Linked DNA regions of Homo sapiens: region 2 is linked to region 1. A link is a loop called in an ENCODE intact Hi-C map of the cell type or tissue named here. Cell type or tissue: PC-3. All regions are shown on one strand. Each heading gives the region's core, and the rest is flanking DNA. Links, peaks and the distances in the headings are about the cores only.

Region 1 (5,379 bases), core at 73-5,072:
ACTAAAAAATTAGCTGCGTGTGTTGACATGTACCTGTGGTCCAGCTACTTGGGAGTCTGAGGTGGGAGGATCACTTGAGCCTGGGAGGTGGAGGTGGCAGTGAGCCATCTTAACGCCACCGTACTCCAGCCTGGGCAACAGAGCAAGACCCTGTCTCCCTCCCTCAATTCCCCAAAAGAAAGCTTCATCCTCTCTGTTCCAGTTATGATCCTACACTATGATGTTATAATGAAAGTGACAATAATCCATTGCATTCCTGGGTCTCTGCTACCACCATTAAATGGCAGAAACTGTGCCTTGGTATTTCCTTGTCCTCAGCATGGCCTGGCAGGTGTTCAGAGAGCAGCTTTGTGGAAGGCAGGCCAGCAAGGAAGGAATTCATCCAACTCCACATTTGATGGAAAAGAGAGGAATTGTTTGTGATGACAGCCACACCCAAGAAATCTTCAGCAACGTTTCACATGAAAAATAATTTGCTGAAACCTGCTAATAATGAACAAGGCAATTTGGAGCCAATATGACCACCACATCCCTGGGAGGCACATCTACCTTCAGTCTTTCAATGAGGCCCCTCCCACTGGCCCACTGAGACAAATCTGGTCACTTTTCAGCATCTAGTTCCAGTCTTGCCCCTCCATGACACAGTTCCTGTCCCTCCCAGCCTGTGCATAAGCAATCTGTCACCCAATGCCTTGCTTAGTGCCTGCTATCAGGAGTAAGGCTTCTTCTGCTAGGCAGGCCTCACCTCAGCTGTCCCATCTGTTTGTGAAACTGAAAGCTCTATAAACCAAGCTCCCTAAGTATTTATATGTCCAACGTCAAGAAGGATAGGGCTTCACGTGCAGTGATTATTCAAAAATAATTATTTCATACTCAAGAGAGAAAAAGAATATTCTCTATTACTGCAAAAGTAAAGCTCTCAGGGTTGGTAAATGGGTACGAAAATACGGTCAGATGAAGGAGTAAGTTCTAGTGTTCAACAGCACAGTAGTCCATGTCCTCAGCACGACAGTTAATAAGAAGTTACTATACATTTCAAAACAGCCAGAAGACAAGATTTGGGATGTTCTTAACACACAGATGCCACAAATGTCTGCAGTGACAGATATTTCAAATATTTCAGTATGTAATGATTTGATCATTACACACTGTATGCATGTTAACAAGATATCACATGTACCCCCATAAACAGGTACAAGATATCACATGTACCCCCATAAACAGGTACAACTATTATGTATCAATTTTTAAAAAGGAAAGTTCTCACTTTCCTCATCTTTAAAATTAAAGGAACTGGCCAGCATAATTTCCAAGGCAACTCACAGCTCTGCAAATCTGTGAATCTAACATTTAAAAATGACCCCTGCATACATTAGCTGGAGAAAAATGCCATACTGCAGAATGCAGGAGCTTCTCTTGCTAATATAATTTCAACCGAGGGTGCAAGCAGGCCGGAGGCACACTGTGTCCTTAGCATTGCTGTGTCCTTAGCCTTGGCATTTGGGCACCTAATAATGCGTGCTAATGTGTATAACATCGTTTCTGGATTTTATAAAAGCAGATAATTACCGTAGTAAGAAGTTAGCAAAAAAGATAATTACTGTAGTAAGAGGTTAATTCAACTTAAATATTCAAACTAAATTAAAATATTTAAAGTTTTATTACAACTTAATATCTCTTTTATTCAAGTGGAAAAGCATAATCAGTAAGGTCCTATGGAACAGATACTATGCTTAAGGCATTTTAACTCATGAGGAAGACCATATAAAAGAAGCCCAGAGGTATGCTGATAGTTTCCAGTGTTCAACTGTGACTAATTCCTTACAAAGTTTAAGAGTCCATGTTAGTTCTGCAATGTAACTCCTAGCCAGAAGACCTCCTGGATTTGAAGAAGTGCTGGATTGTTTGGTTGGAGCTTAATATACATTATTACATTTCAGTATTGCTGGTTCCACCCCACCTTTTCTATTCAACTCAATTTTTAAAATCTGGACCAAAACAGTTGTTTTCCTTCATGAGGTAACTACCTAGCCATGCATTTGAAAAGAACATGAGAGAGAGAAAAAAAAAAAAAAAAAAGCCTAAGAAGTAGGATTTATTATCACGCTTGAAAATGTCAAGGAAATGGATGAGTTATGACATGTGTGAGTCATTAAATGTATTTTAAAAGTCTACCAGCTCTCGAATGACCAATAGAAGAAAGAGAAACTAAATCTATCAGAAACGATTTGAATTTCAAAGTATTTAACATGCTTAATAACAACCCCAGCCCATCTAACCCCCAAGAAAGAAGTAAGCAAGATAATGAGTGATGATGTGGGTTGCAAGTAGGCTCCTCAAAGTTATTATACAGGGAAGTAAAAGTCACTTGACTCACTGTGATCTACAAAAATTAAGTCACAAAAGAAGGCTGTGTAAACTCTAGGAACCTGTGAAAAGCTGATCTGCCTGGGGGAAATTCCAGTCTCTTGCTACCTGGAGGAATTTACTCTGCTCTGCTTACTGGATACGTGGCATAATGCTTAACATTAAAACAAACACTGAATGGTTTCCAGAAATAGGGAGGTTGTGCAGGCACTTAAGGGAACCAATACAAAGTTTCCGAATACTAAAGTGTAGCAACGAGTCAAATCAGAGATAGGAGGGCCCCCTTCCAGCTCAATTATGATCCGTCCTTTTATTTGATTTCATGACCTGTCCCTTCACAGAGATTTAATCACTGTACTCAAAAGTGTCAGAACAGTCCACAGTTCTAAAATTGTCAGGGCATAAAAAACAGGCTTCTTGAAATACAATTGATTCCATCCTCCATCCTGAAAGAAACTAAGCTTCCTGTCAAAACATGGTGATGCCTAGAGACCAGGAAAGTGCCCGTTTAGGACATGGCATGAAACCAGCCAGGACATCAGGGGCTAACTTTCAGGCCCACTCACATCAGGCCACCTGTCTCACTGAGTTACTCATTTATTCTCCTCTGTATCCTAGTTGGCCCAAGGAAGCCACAGCAGAATAATCAAGAGATTCCAAAGGAGAACTCCAGTGAGAACATTATGCATTCAACATGCTCACTGAGAGAAGATTATTTCTTTTCCTTTTTTTTTTTTTTTTCCTGAGACAGAGTTTCACTCTGTCGCCCAGGCTGGAGTGCAGTGGCACGATCTCAGCTCACTGCAACCTCCGCCTCCCGGGTTCAAGAGATCCTCCCACCTCAGCCTCTCAAGAAGCTGGGACTACAGACAGAGGCCACCACGCCTGGCTAGCTTTTGTATTTTTTGTAGAGATGAGGCTTCGCCATGTTGCTCAGGCTGGTCTCGAAGTCCTGGGCTCAAGGGATCTACCTGCCTCAGCCTCTGGAAGTGCTGGGATTACAGACATGAGCCTCCGTGCCCAGCCAGCATTTCTTAAAAACATTTTATCACAAATAGAGACAGAAGTCCAGGGCCTGGCACTGGAATGTGGTGAACGAAGATTATTTCTAAAAATCTTTCAATAATCTCCACCTGCCCAGAAATGTATAGACATTCTGCAATACCTGCTTTTGCTAATATTTAACACATTCCGTCCTTTGGCCTTCTTAATTTTTTATTCAGAGTGGGGCATACGCAGCAGGTGAAGGCTGTTTTGGTGCTCTCCTTTGTGCAGGACATGGAATATCATGCTGCTTGGTATGAACTAAGAGAACTAGAAGGTTGCAGACAGGATGATAACCTGTCCGAATAATCACCAGCCAACTCTGAGGTGGGTTTCCAAAGTTTCCTTTGACATTTACAGAGGAAATGTAGACATTCTGGTACCTTTGTGTAGAATCAGCAATTTCAACACCACCTATGAATTTCCTGCTTTTTCCCATTCTTGCAAATGGCTTAATATAATTAAGAGTTAAAAAGGTAAAAACGTATTTAGGATAGCTAACCTGTATCGCCCACAGTAATATGCAGGTAATTATTTTTATTAAAAAATGTGCTAGATCATTGACAGTTGCACAAGTAGCATTACCATTTAGATTCGCCTCAACTATACAGAAATATTCATCAACTATCCAGAAACCATTCAACTATCCAACATTTATTACATTTTAAGGTAGTTTTTACATAAAGTAAATTTATTCTGGTACTGTGAACTTTTATGAAAAGATAGCAAGTTTCTTATCAGTATGTATTATAAAATTAGAGATTTATTTCAATGACTAGGAATTCTGCCACCAGGCTTAGCCAAGAGAAGCAGCTGCACCATTTATGAAAACTCTCTAAAAGACAGTATCTTAAAATAAGACATATTCCCAAATATCTCCCTCATTTTAAAGTCATACAATGTGGAAATTTTGTAGATATAACACTATATTGTTTCTCAAAAGCCTCAGTCTATACCAAAGTAACAGTAGACTCAACCACTGGAAATATTACAGCAAAATGACATGGTAAAAAATATGCTAGAAATGCAAGCCAAAATGTTATAAGGCTTCAAAATCAACACAGTAAATATACTTACGAGTCCTTTTCTATAATGCATAGTTCAGGAAGCAATTCTTTTCCAAGACTGTATTTGGTGTTAGGGACAAATACTTAGGAAAGATGAGATGACAACAGAAAGAGCATCAAAGCTATTTATTAAACATTTCCAGGTATGCCATAAATGCATGTTGTCCTTGTGTTAAATGCCATACTGATCAAAAAATGGTTGTTCACAATTAACCTAATTAACCTGCTAGGGGAAAGACTTGTATATTACAGATACCTGGTTCACGAATCAGGTACTTCCATGGACACTTTCATTTAAACCTAACTATGAACCTACGAGCTGGACATTTTTATCCTCAAATTTACTGATGAGGAATAGGCTTAGAGAGGGAGTCTAAGTACTCCAGGACCAAAAGCTAGTGAACTGCAGAGGACGGCTCTTTGGATCCCCAAAGAAGCCTTCTCTCACCTTCAGGCCAGTGCTGCAAGACACCAAATGAAGTTACCACCTCTAAACTTTTCAAAAAAACTGTCACATCACAGGAAGCATTAAACTGCTTTTTGGCTTAACATATACTTTTTAATTGTGCAAATATACACACACACATAAATACACATTCCCATTATAGGTGCACAAAGTGGTATCATAGTATACACTATGATATACACATAATGTTATTACACCTAACAACGGTATCACATCCTTTCATCTGAAACAGTGAAATAACACCATTTCACATGGGAGGGTCAAGTGAGATAATGCCTCCACAATGGGACAGCCATACATATTAAGTGAAATAAACAAAGCATTCTTCAAATTGTGAAGTGCTACAGAAACATGAGCTATGCTGCAAGCCATGTACAGTTTCTGTTTACAAACATATCGGTGTCAACCTTGTGCACTGCCTATCCAACTTTTCAA
Region 2 (5,379 bases), core at 192-5,191, 77 kb after region 1:
TCCTGTTGCTGCCTTTCAAACAGCAGGCTTAGCAGACAGAGAGAAAGGCAGCGACAACCTGACGTGGGCTTTATAAAGTCTAAAAATAGGTACTTGCAGCAGAATGGTTTCTTTAGAGAACAATTTTAAAGATTCCCAGGAGGTGTCAGCTGTTCACCAGATATTGGATGAGGATAAAGGCTTTTGGAGCTGTCAGGGGATCACAAAGCCCACGGTGAGGGCCCCCGAGACAGGTGAAGAAAAGGTCTTGGTTCAAAATCCTGCTCATGACAAAGTGGCCCGGGAGAGAAGATCTCTGATTCAGGACAGCAGCACTCAACAGGAGCTAAGAATCCACTCCTGGCTTCTACCTTGCCACACAGACTAACTGGAAGACTATTAGGCCATGCAATCATTTTCTCTAGAAAGACAATGAATTAACCCACTTTCAAGACTAACAACTACAGATTACTTGTGAAGAGACAGTCTTCTCCATAATGCAGGCATTAATATGCATCTGCTTAGCTTCCATTATTCAAAAACAATGTTGGAGGCAGGTAGGTTAGTGCAAAGCCCTGGCCACCAATGTGCTGTTATATGGAAAGTCAAGGGCAGAAGCTGTGGGACCAGAGCAACACAGGGCTTGAGAGTGTACTGGGGCCAGATTCAAATTGGACGTGCCCCACGGCACACTGGAATACAGGCCAGGACAGAATTAGGAGCCCCAAGGCTAGTCCTGCCTCCCCATGTCACTTCAGGTCCTTGAGGGAACAAGCAGCCTCCCAGACTCTGTTTCCCAGTCTGCAGAGGTGGACCCACTCGGTGGTTCCTGACCCTGGCCACCCACATCTCACTCCAGGCCAAGGAAGTCACTTGCTTTGGACTGAGTCTTGGCAACAATATGTTTTTGGAGCTCCCAGGTGACGCTAATGCTGGGACAGGCTTGAGCACCACTGGTGCTAGGGTCCCTTTGAGCCCTATGTTCTGTATGCACATTTTCACTCATCTCCGTTTTCTCCCAGTAGGCCAGTGAAGAGGTGTCTGATGAAAGGAGAAATGAGGTGCTGGAGGACCGTCCTGTGGGGTGGCCTGGGCATCAGGCACAGGTCCTGGTCTCAGCTGGACTATCGCTGAACAGAGGCGTTGGCCGCACATCCCCTTGGAAGGACTCTTTGCTTCCACATTCGGAACACTGTCCTGCTTTTGTTCAAACTCCTTTCTTTTAGCCCTCAAAATACATCTCACATCCCTACCATGAAGTTTTCCCTGGATCAAATGGAGGCAAAGTAGCGAAAAATGCAAACAAGAGATAACAGAGACTCAAGCACATTCCCAGCTCTTTAGAAAGTTAGAACTGAAGCTTCCTGAGCTAGCAGCACATTCATATTCTCTCTCCCTTGAACTCAGACCAAAGAGAAATGAAATGCACATGGGGGTGGGGGGCGGTGGTGAGGATTTTCTGATGTTTAATGTGATTTCCATATTTGCTTTCAGAATACAAGTTCCGTCTGCTTCTTTTTTTATGAGAAAAGGAAATCGTGCATTTAATCGTCTTTGAATATTACTAATTTTATATTTCAAGTATCTGGTAATTTGATTTTCATAATTAATCTTAACACGTATTCAGAACACAAAAAAACTCAATACCATGTGAAGAGAAGGGAAACAAAAAAAGTCCTATTTTCATCTACTACAGAAAATATTAAGTCAAAGGTTTATATGTAGTGAAGCATACTGGATTTAAATCCTAATCATGTATTTTTTAGATTTAAATTTTTTCTTTATTGCTCTTCTGATTTATAAGAACCTAAGAAAAGGGTTTCCCTTCTTACTCCTTCTTCCCCGGTCCCTGCCCTCTGCTGATTTTCCTTCCAAAGGCTGCCCTTCTTACCCATCCCCTGCCCTCCAGTACCCCACCTGCCTGGTTCAGTGATTCAGTGAGCAATAAGTGCAGAAAGCCAATGCCCAGAAGATTAACACAAACTTGTCAGGTTGTCACAAAGTTTTTCTGGGTTCTCCAGGCCCCTCTAGAGCCAGCTCATTTGAAGCAGACAACTGCTGGCCAACAAAGACTGGAAGCCACGGAGACAAAGGAAACCCATTTTTCTGAAGACCCTCCGTGGGGTCTTGAAAAGCCTGTGCACTAGGCTTCATGCTCGGCCCTTCCTACTGAGTGGCCTTCTCCACTGCCTGCTGCTTAAAGGCTTTCCAAGCACCTATTAATTTCAAAGATCACTTTCCTGCGTGAAGACATGCCTGAGAGCATGAACAAGAGTTCTCAGACTGAAAGCAGAAAACCAAGATTCTTAATTAAATGATCAAGTGAGAACCCGATCATTTACTGGTGGTGTAGACCAGTGGCTCCCAGCTCTGGCTTTCATTCCAATCACCTGAGGAGCTGGAAATGCCAGGGCTGCAGACCAGCTGAATCAGAAGGCCTGGAGGCAGGGCCTCAGCATACCAGGTGACTGGCGTGCAGTGAGCATGAGAAGAGAGTCTATGCAAGCATACCGGAATGCAGCTCCAACTCCGGCACTTAAGTCTGCTGTGACTTCAGCAAGATGCCTAACCTTTCTCATCCTCCATTTTTCTCATCTGGAAAATGCCAATAATAATCCTTACCTCCTAAGAGTGATTGATGACTATGATTTAATTATGCCATATAAAGCTACAGTGTCTCAAAATACAGTAGGTCTCAGCCTCTGCTGCCTCATGTATAAAATGCCAATCAGAATAGAGAGAATGATCTGCTGGGAGTGTGAAAAGGAAATGAAGACAGAAGGGAGTGTGACTCACACATTATAAAAAAAATATGAATTCACGATGGGCTAGAGGCCAATTTACAGAACATCCCATTCTCCTGCTCACATCAGGGGTAACTCAACACAGCCCAATAAAATACAGGCCGTAAGCTCTGCAGGAGCCACCATCTCTCTCTGCAAATGCCAGCCTAGGGCTGACATCCAATGGAGAAAATCAGGCTGAGAATAAAACCTGCAGAGGGCAGAGGGAGTGGGGGAGAGAAGGAGAAGGGATGCTGATATCTCAACACAGGTTCAAACTGTTGTTTAATGGACGCTTTTCTGTTGTTTCTAATCTGCGACTCCGTCAACTAGGGAATGTATGTTCTTGTGCATCCTTCTCTGTTCCCGTGTGCATACGTATCCTTCTCTGTGTGCGTGTGCATATGTATCCTTCTCTGTGCGCGTGTGCATACGTATCCTTCTCTGTATGCGTGTGCATATGTATCTGTTGCATCCTTCTCTGTACGTGTGCATATGTATCTGCTGCATGAACTGGCAGAACTGGGAGTGCTGGGTCTAAGAGTACAGGCATTCATCATTTTATTTTACTTTTTAATTTTAATTTTAATTTTTTTTTTTTGAGACAGAGTTTTGCTCTTTTTGCCCAGCCTGGAGTGCAATGGCGCGATCTTGGCTCACTGCAACCTCTGCCTCCTGGGTTCAAGCGGTTCTCCTGCCTCAGCCTCCCGAGTAGCTGGGATTACAGGCATGCACCACCACACCCGGCTAATTTTGTATTTTTAGTAGAGATGGGGTTTCACTATGTTGGCCAGGCTGGTCTCGAACTCCTGACCTCAGGTGATCCACCCGCCTAGGCCTCCCAAAGTGTTGGGATTACAGGCGTGAGCCACAGCACCCAACCAGGCATTTGTCATTTTTATACATATTTCCAAATAGCTAGAGGTTGTACCCACTTAATTGCCCTCCAATGATAGTTTAAGGGTAGCTGTGATAGAAACTGGTAGTATGTTCCTGCTTGTCTGTTTTTACACTTTATATAATATACATATATTTTAGGACATATTCATCAGTGTGGTCATTCATAGCTTCTCCAGTTTGGGGTTGATGAAATGAAACTGCTTTAAGCCTCTTTTTTAAAGACGTGTGGACACCGGGAGTTTTAAAGTGTTTCATACGGAACAGGTACCATTCCCTTTGAAATCTGTTTCTACTAATGGTGCTAATTCCAAGCTCCCTACCAAAAGCTTACAGGGAAGTGAGCTACAGTCTGGGGTAATCCAGCTCCCACGGTCCGATCACAATTAAGACCTCCCTGTCATTCCTGTGGCACTAAATGCTAACCAGGAACCTGTGCCCACTGTTCAGCTGCACATTTGCACCATACTGCTGCTACAAGTACAGTGCCTTGAGAGCAAGGACCATGACTAACGCCGTGCACGCCTGGTGCTGATGAAACTGTAAACAAATGGCCTAATTCACCCTCCCTCGCAGGGTTAGGTCCTGTTTGGGAAAAAGGGTGAGCAGCACTTAGGAGAACACTTTCTTTTCTTTTCTTTTTTTTTTTTGAGATGGAGTCTCGCTCTGTCGCCCAGGCTGGAGTGCAGTGGTGCCATCTCGGCTCCCTGCAAGCTCCACCTCCTGCGTTCACGCCATTCTCCTGCTTCAGCCTCCCAAGTAGCTGGGACTACAGGCGCCCGCCGCCATGCCCAGCTAATTTTTTGTATTTTTAGTAGAGACGGGGTTTCACCGTGTTAGCCAGGATGGTCTCGATCTCCTGACCACGTGATCCGCCTACCTCAGCCTCCCAAAGTGCTGGGATTACAAGCGTGAGCCACCACGCCCAGACAGGAGAACACTTTCTTAAACCCAAAAACCAAGACTTCATGAACAAACATTTCTGGACTACACTGTGTTAATCCTTTACAGAAACTTTATGAACTGATCGGTTTCTCTGGAAAACTTCTCCAAGCCACCACTCCAGGGATGGCTTAGGAGGTAGGATAATAATCCCTACCTCCTAAGATGACGGATGCTAGTGCCCGGCATGATTGACTCCAGGTGCCCAGCAAGGCCTCTCGGTAATCTCAGCAGCACCTCCAGTGAGGCTCATCAAAACCATCTCTGCTCCATTTCAAAACCACACCAAGCAGGCTGCTGGTGGAAACCAAGAGCAGGAGAGGAGGGTAGAGAATCCCATGACTTCAGAACGTTTCTCCTACAAGACGTGACCCCACAACATGGCAATTCCTAAAAGAATGGTGACACTAAAGCCAGACACCCCTACCAGGACACCCTCATTCCCTCCTACCAACAGATTACATCCTTAAGGCCACAAAACACAAGCCCACTTCCTTTAAGTAATGGGGCGCGATCTCGGGTCACTGCAACCTCCACCTCCCAGGTTCTCGCCATTCTCCTGCCTCAGCCTCCTGAGTAGCTGGGACTACAGGCACCCGCCACCACGCCTGGCTAATTTTCTCTATTTTTAGTAGAGACGGGGTTTCACCATGTTAGCCAGGATGGCCTTGATCTCCTGACCTCATGATCCGCCCGCCTTGGCCTCCCAAAGTGCTGGGATTACAGGCGTGAGCCACCATGCCTGGCCTTAGAAGTCTTAACAGCGGAAGTTAAAATA

The links. Peaks named below come from ENCODE experiments on the same cell type or tissue, not always from the same donor. Only the 100,000 strongest peaks of a DNase experiment are listed, where the experiment ranks them.
Region 2: it touches region 1 in a loop (3-fold over the local background); 4 of 110 quality-filtered maps call a loop at or near these places.

What each region holds. Positions count from the first base shown.
Region 1 is chr18:58,260,361-58,265,739 of GRCh38, reverse strand. The region is part of intron 5 of NEDD4L (NEDD4 like E3 ubiquitin protein ligase); the gene reads right to left. Among named protein-coding and RNA genes, the nearest start is that of MIR122HG, 180 kb to the left of the region's middle. In PC-3, for the core only: no CTCF peak of the experiment used is centred there; a DNase peak (open chromatin) is centred at 2,459; H3K4me3 peaks cover 1,742 bases; H3K27ac peaks cover 3,112 bases.
Region 2 is chr18:58,183,858-58,189,236 of GRCh38, reverse strand. The region is part of intron 2 of NEDD4L (NEDD4 like E3 ubiquitin protein ligase); the gene reads right to left. Among named protein-coding and RNA genes, the nearest start is that of NEDD4L, 140 kb to the right of the region's middle. In PC-3, for the core only: no CTCF peak of the experiment used is centred there; DNase peaks (open chromatin) are centred at 2,456, 2,776 and 4,196; H3K4me3 peaks cover 910 bases; H3K27ac peaks cover 1,799 bases.